Linked DNA regions of Homo sapiens: region 1 is linked to region 2. Evidence: chromatin contacts called from ENCODE Hi-C or POLR2A ChIA-PET data. All regions are on one chromosome and are shown on one strand. The core of a region is the stretch at or near the end of the contact, and the rest is flanking DNA. Distances in the headings are between cores, read along the strand shown.

Region 1 (4,005 bases), core at 376-2,875, 100 kb before region 2:
GGCTGTGGAACAAGAGATGGGGTGGTGAGTTCTTAAACTCACCAGGTCATTATTACTGCAAGCTGTAAATCACATAGAGATGTCTTTAACTCAGTAACAGTTATTTATGGTACTACTGTTAGTCCAAAAGCACTTCTCCAATATTCACTCACCCACATGCCCTCATGGCTCCAGAGAGGTTAGTGGTGCCAGCAATGGTGATGTTGATGACCGTGGGGGCTGTGTGTCTTTAATTAAACCTGTAAGGACTGTATTTTATTCTCCCCCACCTCTTCCCCCAGCGCTGTCATCCCAGAGTCTCTCCTGGTGATCATGTACAAAGAGACTCATTTCATCAGCCTGGGGGGACTCTCAGGAATTTGCAGGAATTGGGAAGGAAAAGCTCTGGCCCAGCACACTCCCCTCCTGGTCTAGTCTGCATTTGGTAATTGAGAAGGGATAGGAGGGTTTGGAGTGAGTCTAGGATGTGACACTGAAATCATGGAAAGGAGATGAAGAATGAGCCCTGGGTGGGAGGGGCAGCTGCCCAGCCTGGAAAAGAGCAAGGGTCGGGGGCATGACCCCGTGTGTAGGAAGATGCTTCCAGTAGGCCGGCTCTCCAACAAGGCTGGTGCAAGAGAAAGTAACTTCAACTGCAACTCACGGGTTTGAGTTATGGAGACTGAAGAGCTTTCTGCATACGTTGGTGAATACCATAGACACAATTAAGAAGGTTGCACTAAGTTCTTCTCTGGAGATTTTGAAGAATAAGAACAGATCTCTCCCAGTCTGAGAGGTTACAGATCATGCCTCCCTAGAGGCAATAGCCTGATTTGGATTTGAAGAAGGAAAAAAACCAAGTACAGGAAACCACACCTCTATTGTCCTGCCTTGCTTATTGTGAGTAAGGGAAGGCCGCCCGGCTCGCCTCCTCTCCCCCACACCCATGAGGTGACCCAGCACACCCTGCTCAGCTGTGACATGGCATTCACTCCTCTACCTCCTGGTTGTCGGCAGACTTACTGCTTCTCCTTAGACTGAGCTCTCCAAGGCAGAGCCTTGGTTTCTGCCTCTGTGTCCCCACATCCTGATGCAGGCCTGACACAGAGTAGGTCCAACATACTTGTTGAGCCAGTACATTGACGAGTGACTTATTGACCAGCTGAGGCCAGGTCAGCAGAAACCTCAGTGCCTGAGATGACAACATCAGAAGTCCTCTTGAAAAGCCAGTTTGGTAAGCCAACCTTTGGGCTTGAGCTCTGGTGAGCTATTCACCAGAAAATAGTAAAGGACACTGAATTTCAGTGTTCATAGTGAGACTATTTTCAGCTTTCTCAGAGACAGCATCTGTAAATAATCAGGCAGAAGCCTCTTATAAAACAACATAGGAAAAACCTCAAAGGCTATTCTAAGGCTGCACCATTTAAACAAGATTTTTAACCCATGGGGACGCCAAGATCAACATGGAGCTTCCTGCACATAAAAGTCTGGAATTTCATAGCAATGTGGGGGCAAAAGCTATGATAGCATTTCCCCCTTTCTAAATTATATACTGCTTAGTGTTAATGTGAGCAGAGGGCTGGATGGCGACGGGCTCGCAGCTTACGTAAGTCCCACTACGATCTTCATTCCTTCTGTAATGCAGGATCCATGGTGATGGAGGTTGGGGGAGTCACCAGGCTGGCTGCACTGATGTAAGGCGGAAGGGTCACTCCTAGGTCATGCCATGATTTAAGTCTTTGGTGTAATTTATAACAGGGCTTTCATTCCACATAGAAAAATGATCAGGGATGTTGGTTCTATAATTGTTTTCTCTCTCTAAAAGATGCTGTTCTGGAAACTCGGTTTAGTGGCAGCTATGAATGCTCATCTGTAGCACCTCCCTTTTCCCTCCCATTTGGAAGGAGCAAGAGACTGTCTTCTAGGATGAGAGAGATGAGAGAGATGGCATTAAAGCTTGACATCAGATGAGCCCTTCAGCTCTCTCAACCTGCATAATTCTCTTTTGGGAAGGAGAGACTGGTCTCCAAGCACTTCTTACACCTCCTCTGAACCAGGAACCATATCAGCACATTCTGACTGAGTTAACCTTAATTGTAAAAGACTGGGAAAAAAAAACAAAACAAAAAAAAACAAACAAAAAACAAAACCAGAAGTCGTTCTTACTATCAGACCAGCCCTGGGCGTGTGTGGTCAGTATGATAGGAAAGCTACTGAAAGTTCAGTCTGTTTCCCTTAAAATCTCATTTACTGGTTTCTCAAGTTACCTGAAATTTCTGCTAGAAAGAGTAATTTCTTAAGATTTTTCTAGGAAGGCATTCACTGATACTGGGAAGGCTAGTATTTGAACAACTATCATCATGGCACCTGATAGTTTATGCACTGTGAAGAAGAAAAAAATGATTTATAACCAAAAGGATTTTTGAGGCTATTTTGTTAAAAAAAAGAAGAAGAAGAATTTTATTTGGAAGAAAATAATACATATTTTAATTTTAATCCTGTGTATTCTAGACTTGAGGGAAATGTCACATCTTCATTTTTGTATTCCTAGTTAACACGATGTCCTGCACATGTTCTAGGCCAATAAATAATGGTTTTATTTTGTTTTGTTTTGAGATAGGATCTCACTCTCTTGTCCAGGCTGGAGTGCAGTGGCATGATCATGGCTCACTGCAGCCTTGACTTCCTGGGCTCAAGCAGTCCTCCCACCTCATCTTCCCAAGGAGCTAGGATTACAGGCATCAACATCACACCCAGCTAATTTTTTTGTTTTTTTAGAGATGGGGTCTCACTATGTTGTCCAGGCCAATCTTGAACTCTTGACCTCAAACGATCCTCCAACCTTGGCCTCCCAACGTATTAGGATTACAGGCGTAAGCCACTGTACCCAGCTCCAGTAAATATTGTTTTGAACAAATGAGTGGGAAACGTATTTACAGAGAAAGCTTCTTGGGCTGGCTGGCTGTGGGTCCAGTTGTGTCTTATTTCTAAAAACTAAGAAGTTTATATAAACAAAAAATCAAAGTAGGAATTTAAAGAGAGCATTAGTATAATTTTTAATAACTTACACGTTTTATCTCATGGGTTTCATAATGTGTATGAGCAAATAACCGGACTCGCCCCATACTTCCATATGTACATGCTTAGAATGTAATGCATAGGTTCTGTGTGTGTGCACGTATGCATCTATGTGTATGTATTTTGTAAATAATCTATAATAATCTATAAAATATATTTATAAAATAATCTATAAAAATATAAACTATTAACAGTAGTTACCTCTGGGGGGTAAAATTGGAAAAGGTAAAGGAAACTCACATTTTTACCTTATATATTGCTCCTTGTTTGAATTTTTCTTTTAATGAGTATGCATTTGTATATCTTGAGTTCTTAGCATATGGCCTGGCACTTAATAAACATTTTATTCAATGTTTAACAAATAGGGGAATCAGTCAATTGAGTGGCACAAAAATTATACTCAAACATTTGATTTTGAGAGGTTTAGGAGAGGAATGATGATAAAGAAATTGAACTGAGGGCTTAGGAAAGAGAGCATGGTCTGGATGTATTGCTAAAAGAGGCCGTCGGAAATAAAGGAATACTTTGGGGTTACCATTGCTAAACTGCGTATTTTCTACCCTTAAAGGTGCCCCAAGTTAGATACCTGTCTGGCAAATTACGTAGTCCTAATCATAGGTGTTCTTAAGGGTTTATGTCTTGACTGAAAAGGGACAAATCACCTGGCAAGGAGACCACTACCTAACCCTGGTGACTCTTACCTTACAGGGCTGGACAGACATGACAGTGTGAAAGGCCTTTGTACTCTCAGCCATGTGGCTTGCTGGACCATCTGAAGGCCTACTGAGACTGTCCTGGGAAGGGGACAGCAATCCAGTGACTCACCCAGCAGTAATTTGCCTGGGTTGACTGGATAGGCCTGTCCTGTAGATTGGTATCCAAAGATTAATATGATGGGTGAGAACTTTTAGCTCCAATCCAGCTGGTGTGACCCAAATGCATAAAACT
Region 2 (3,852 bases), core at 195-2,694:
AAGAGATGCTTTGAGACTCTGGGTGGTCAGCCCACAGAATAAATTGTCCCTTCAGTCTGGCTTCAGGCTACCCACTTTCCACCCATTCTGGCCTACTGCAGTCACCTCCGCTTATGGCCACAGAACTGCATTCTGCTTTTAGTCCTAAGGAAAGCCTTGAGTACTGTATGTGAAGAATTCCAGTGACCTGGAAAAACAAATGGAGAAAGGCGATAAAGATTATCTCCTTTCTTATCACTCAGTTATTTCTCTGCCTGGTTGATACATCCTTTTTATTTATTTAACTTAAAATGACTTAAAAGGAAACGCAAGGGGAAAATATTAAGCAGGACTTCTAAGCCCAAAGAAGTCATATTTATATAATTTCCCAATTAACTGAGAAGTCAAGAATATCAAATATCCTATCATTATACATTCAGGAATCATAGATCTCAAATTTTATAAACAAAAATGGAATCAAACCCCCCATATTACTGGCAGAAATGAACGAAATGTATGTCCACAAGATTAAACTGCTCAGGCATTGTTGACATCTCCAGAAGAATCTCACAAGGTGAAAAGAGTTACACAAAAAACCAAATGTGAAAGTAAACTACTTTTCTTTCCAACTTCATCTCTATCTGGCGTCAGGCTGAGATTGTCACAGGCTGAGATTTTGAACTCATTGTGACTCATCTGTTATGTAAGCTGTAAGAGTTGGGACTTTGTCTCTTCTCTGCACTGCTATGTTGCCATCACCCAGATGATACCTGGCTCATAGCAGGAGTGCTATGGATGCCTGGTGTGAGTGAGTGAGTGAGACTATTTTCTAACTCTCCCTTCTAAGTAGCATCCCATTTTTACTCTCACCAATCGATGGTTTCCTCTGAATTCTCTTTCATCACTAGGTTTATTTAATTGAGGCCACTCAATGTATATATATATATGTATTTTTGAGATGGAGCCTCGCTCTGTCACCCAGGCTGGAGTGCAGTGGCATGATCTTGGCTCACTGCAAACCTCCACCTCCTGGATTCAAGCAATTCTCCTGCTTCAGCCTCCCAAGTAGCTGGGACTACAGGTGCCTGCCACCATGCCCAGCTAATTTTTGTATTTTTAGTAGAGACAGGGTTTCGCCATGTTGGCCAGGCTGGTCTCGAACTCCTGACCTCAGGTGATCCATCTGCCTCAGCCCCCCAAAACGCTGGGATTACAGGCATGAGCCACTACGCCCGGCCTTCATACTCATTTTTTTTAAATCCCAAAATACACATTTGGTGTGGGGGAGTCAGTTCTACCCTGTCCCCACCCTTTGACTAAACTTCAACTGTCCTTTCCCGCTGCCTCTGGTTTTGCGGGTGTTATTGTCCAAAGATACAGGGCCATACAGGCTGTCTCCTCGGGTGACCCGAGGACACCCTGTGGCCAGTGCGGTAATGAGTCATTGTTTATAGGAAGCACCCTCCGCTGCAGATGTTCTTCCAGACCCTCCACATGAGGCAGGCTTGTCCTCTCAGGCAGCAGCCACAAGCTTCTGTGCATGAATCTGCTTCTTAGACAAGATTGAACCTTCAAGGGGTGAGTCTGGAAGCACACCTGATTTATTCGTGGAAACGTAATCAAGAACTGTTATCCATGGCAAGGTGCTGTTCTGAGCAGCAGCATCCAAGTTAAGAAGCCCCATGTGAACTCATCCTAAAGAAAACTTGTTTTTAAGAATCTCTCTCCCAAAAAAGGGAGTGAAATGTAGGAGTCATTTTCAGTAAGATTAAGTTACTATTTCTTTCTAAAGCAATCAACCTTCTACAACTCACCCAGACAATCATAACCAGTTATTTGTAATTGTAGGTTCTTGTAAATGTATATCAAAAGTCTTTCACTTTCTCTTCCTGGCTCTTGGACTTGTTAGAGGCAAGATATTGAAATGTACAAGGTCCCTCTGGGTTCTCACAAGATCATGTGTGCGTGTGTGTGTGTGTGTGTGTGTATCATGTCCTCATAATGAATAGATATTCACACACATATATACACTCATGCCCAGAAGTCAGCATTCCAGTACACATTAGAAAGTTATTCATCTAACTGTCCCAAAGCAAGATTCGCTCCCTCTGCATTCTGATGAACCAGCCTAGTGAGTTTGGTTCATGGTAGCAAAGATCACAAGCGCGCAGGGAGATGCCGCATTATGCATTACTCTGCAAAACAGCTGCTCCTTTCTCTGAATAAGAGCATGTACTGATTTTTAAACTGCATTTTCATTCCAGGATAAATGACATGCTTCAATTTTGTTTTTTTATATTCTCTGCTGCTCTTGAGTAAAGAAAAGCTCTGCATTACTGTGCAAATAACATTCAATTTCTGTTTTGCTAAAAGAAATTGGAAAGCTGGACAGCCGGATAACTGGGGTCATGGCCATGGGCCAGGAGAAGACTGTGCTGGGTTGATTTATGCTGGGCAGTGGAACGATTTCCAATGTGAAGACGTCAATAACTTCATTTGCGAAAAAGACAGGGAGACAGGTGAGCAGTAGATGGGATTTAAGAGGGAGCTGCCAGCTTATGTCCTATGAAAGGGTGAGGGGTGGTGAGTACAAGGGCCCTGAATGCAGGCACTGCAATTAGGTTTCAGCCCTGGTTATGCCATTTATTAACTGGGCAGGTGATTAACCTCAGGGAAATAGTAATAGCATCTTCTTCACGAGGTTGTGAAGATTTAAATAAGTTAATAAATGTGCCTCACATGTAGGAAGTACTCAACGAATGCTAAACTAACTGACCCACATAAGTATCTTATATTGTGAGTTAATTGTTCTTTAAAATATAGCACCAGCCAGGCACGGTGGCTCACGCCTGTAATCCCAGCACTTTGGGAGGTGGAGGCGGGCAGATCACCTGATGTTGGGAGTTTGAGACCAGTCTGGCCAACACGGAGAAACCCCATCTCTACTAAAAATACAAAATTAGCCGGGCATGGTGGCGCATGCCTGTAATCCCAGCTACTCAGGAGGCTGAGGCAGGAGAATAGCTTGAACCCAGGAGGCAGAGGTTGTGGGGAGCCGAGATCGCACCATTGCACTCCAGCCTGGGAAACAACAGCGAAACTCCATCTCAAAAAAGAAAAGAGATATAGCACCAATGTTAGTTCTTTTCCGTAGACATCCATACACAGCTAATCCAGGTGGCCAAGCGTTCAATTCCACGTGTATCTATTGAGCATCTACTATAGGCCAGATCCTGTGATACATAATAGAGGGAGATGGTCTGTGCTGCTTATCAGCTCATAAGCCAAAGCAGCTTTTGGAGATTTTCTTGACTTCAAAGGCTATGTATCTAAAGCTTCATTTAACACACGACCCTCTTTGGAATGTGGCATCTTAGTTTTCTTCACCAGAATGAGATTAAAAGTTTGTGATAGGGGACAGAGGAAATGGGGAATGAATGCTAATGGGTATGGGGTTTCTTTTTGGGGTGATGGAAATGTTCTAAAATTAGATTAGATTGGTTCTAAATTGCATAACTTTGTGACTATACCAAAGACCACTGAATTATATGCTTTAAATGGGTGAATTATACAATTTGTCAATTATATTTCAATAAAGCTGTTCATATAAAAACAAAAACCTCAAATATATTTTGGTCAAACTATTTTTGGAAGTAACTGGGGCATAAATTATCCGTATTGCCATTCAACAGACAGTTACTGAGCACCTTTGATGTGTCAGGCATTGGTCCAAGTGCTAGGGACCTTAAGACACATAGGAACTCACAGCTGGGTCAGTTGAGGGGGAAAAACACAGATATCTAAACAAGGGATTATAATTGATGGTGACAAGTAACTCAGATTTGTCTTTTGTATGCTTTGTTTGGCCATTTG

What was found. A loop is a pair of places that touch in the nucleus more often than their neighbours do. ChIA-PET counts read pairs that join two places held with the same protein, here RNA polymerase II (POLR2A). Pooled maps may share reads with other maps.
Region 1: a loop to region 2 is called in a map of endothelial cell of umbilical vein, with 2.0 times the contacts of the local background. The contact joins two enhancer-like sites. A Hi-C loop is called at or near these places in 1 of 168 maps with a recorded cell type or tissue (endothelial cell of umbilical vein) and 1 of 50 pooled maps. POLR2A ChIA-PET finds 5 or more read pairs at or near these places in 2 of 52 experiments (HEK293 and activated T-cell).

The regions. Positions count from the first base shown.
Region 1 is chr18:421,856-425,860 of GRCh38, reverse strand. The region is part of intron 2 of COLEC12 (collectin subfamily member 12); the gene reads left to right. Among named protein-coding and RNA genes, the nearest start is that of COLEC12, 77 kb to the left of the region's middle. Within about 2 kb of position 1,625, at least 2 of the 41 ENCODE cell types and tissues checked have a DNase peak (open chromatin) inside an H3K27ac peak, as active enhancers do; they include endothelial cell of umbilical vein, where a contact is called at or near this core.
Region 2 is chr18:320,308-324,159 of GRCh38, reverse strand. COLEC12 (collectin subfamily member 12) reads left to right here. Exons shown (of 10, transcript NM_130386.3): 9 at 2,353-2,498. Among named protein-coding and RNA genes, the nearest start is that of THOC1, 54 kb to the right of the region's middle. Within about 2 kb of position 1,444, at least 3 of the 41 ENCODE cell types and tissues checked have a DNase peak (open chromatin) inside an H3K27ac peak, as active enhancers do; they include endothelial cell of umbilical vein, where a contact is called at or near this core.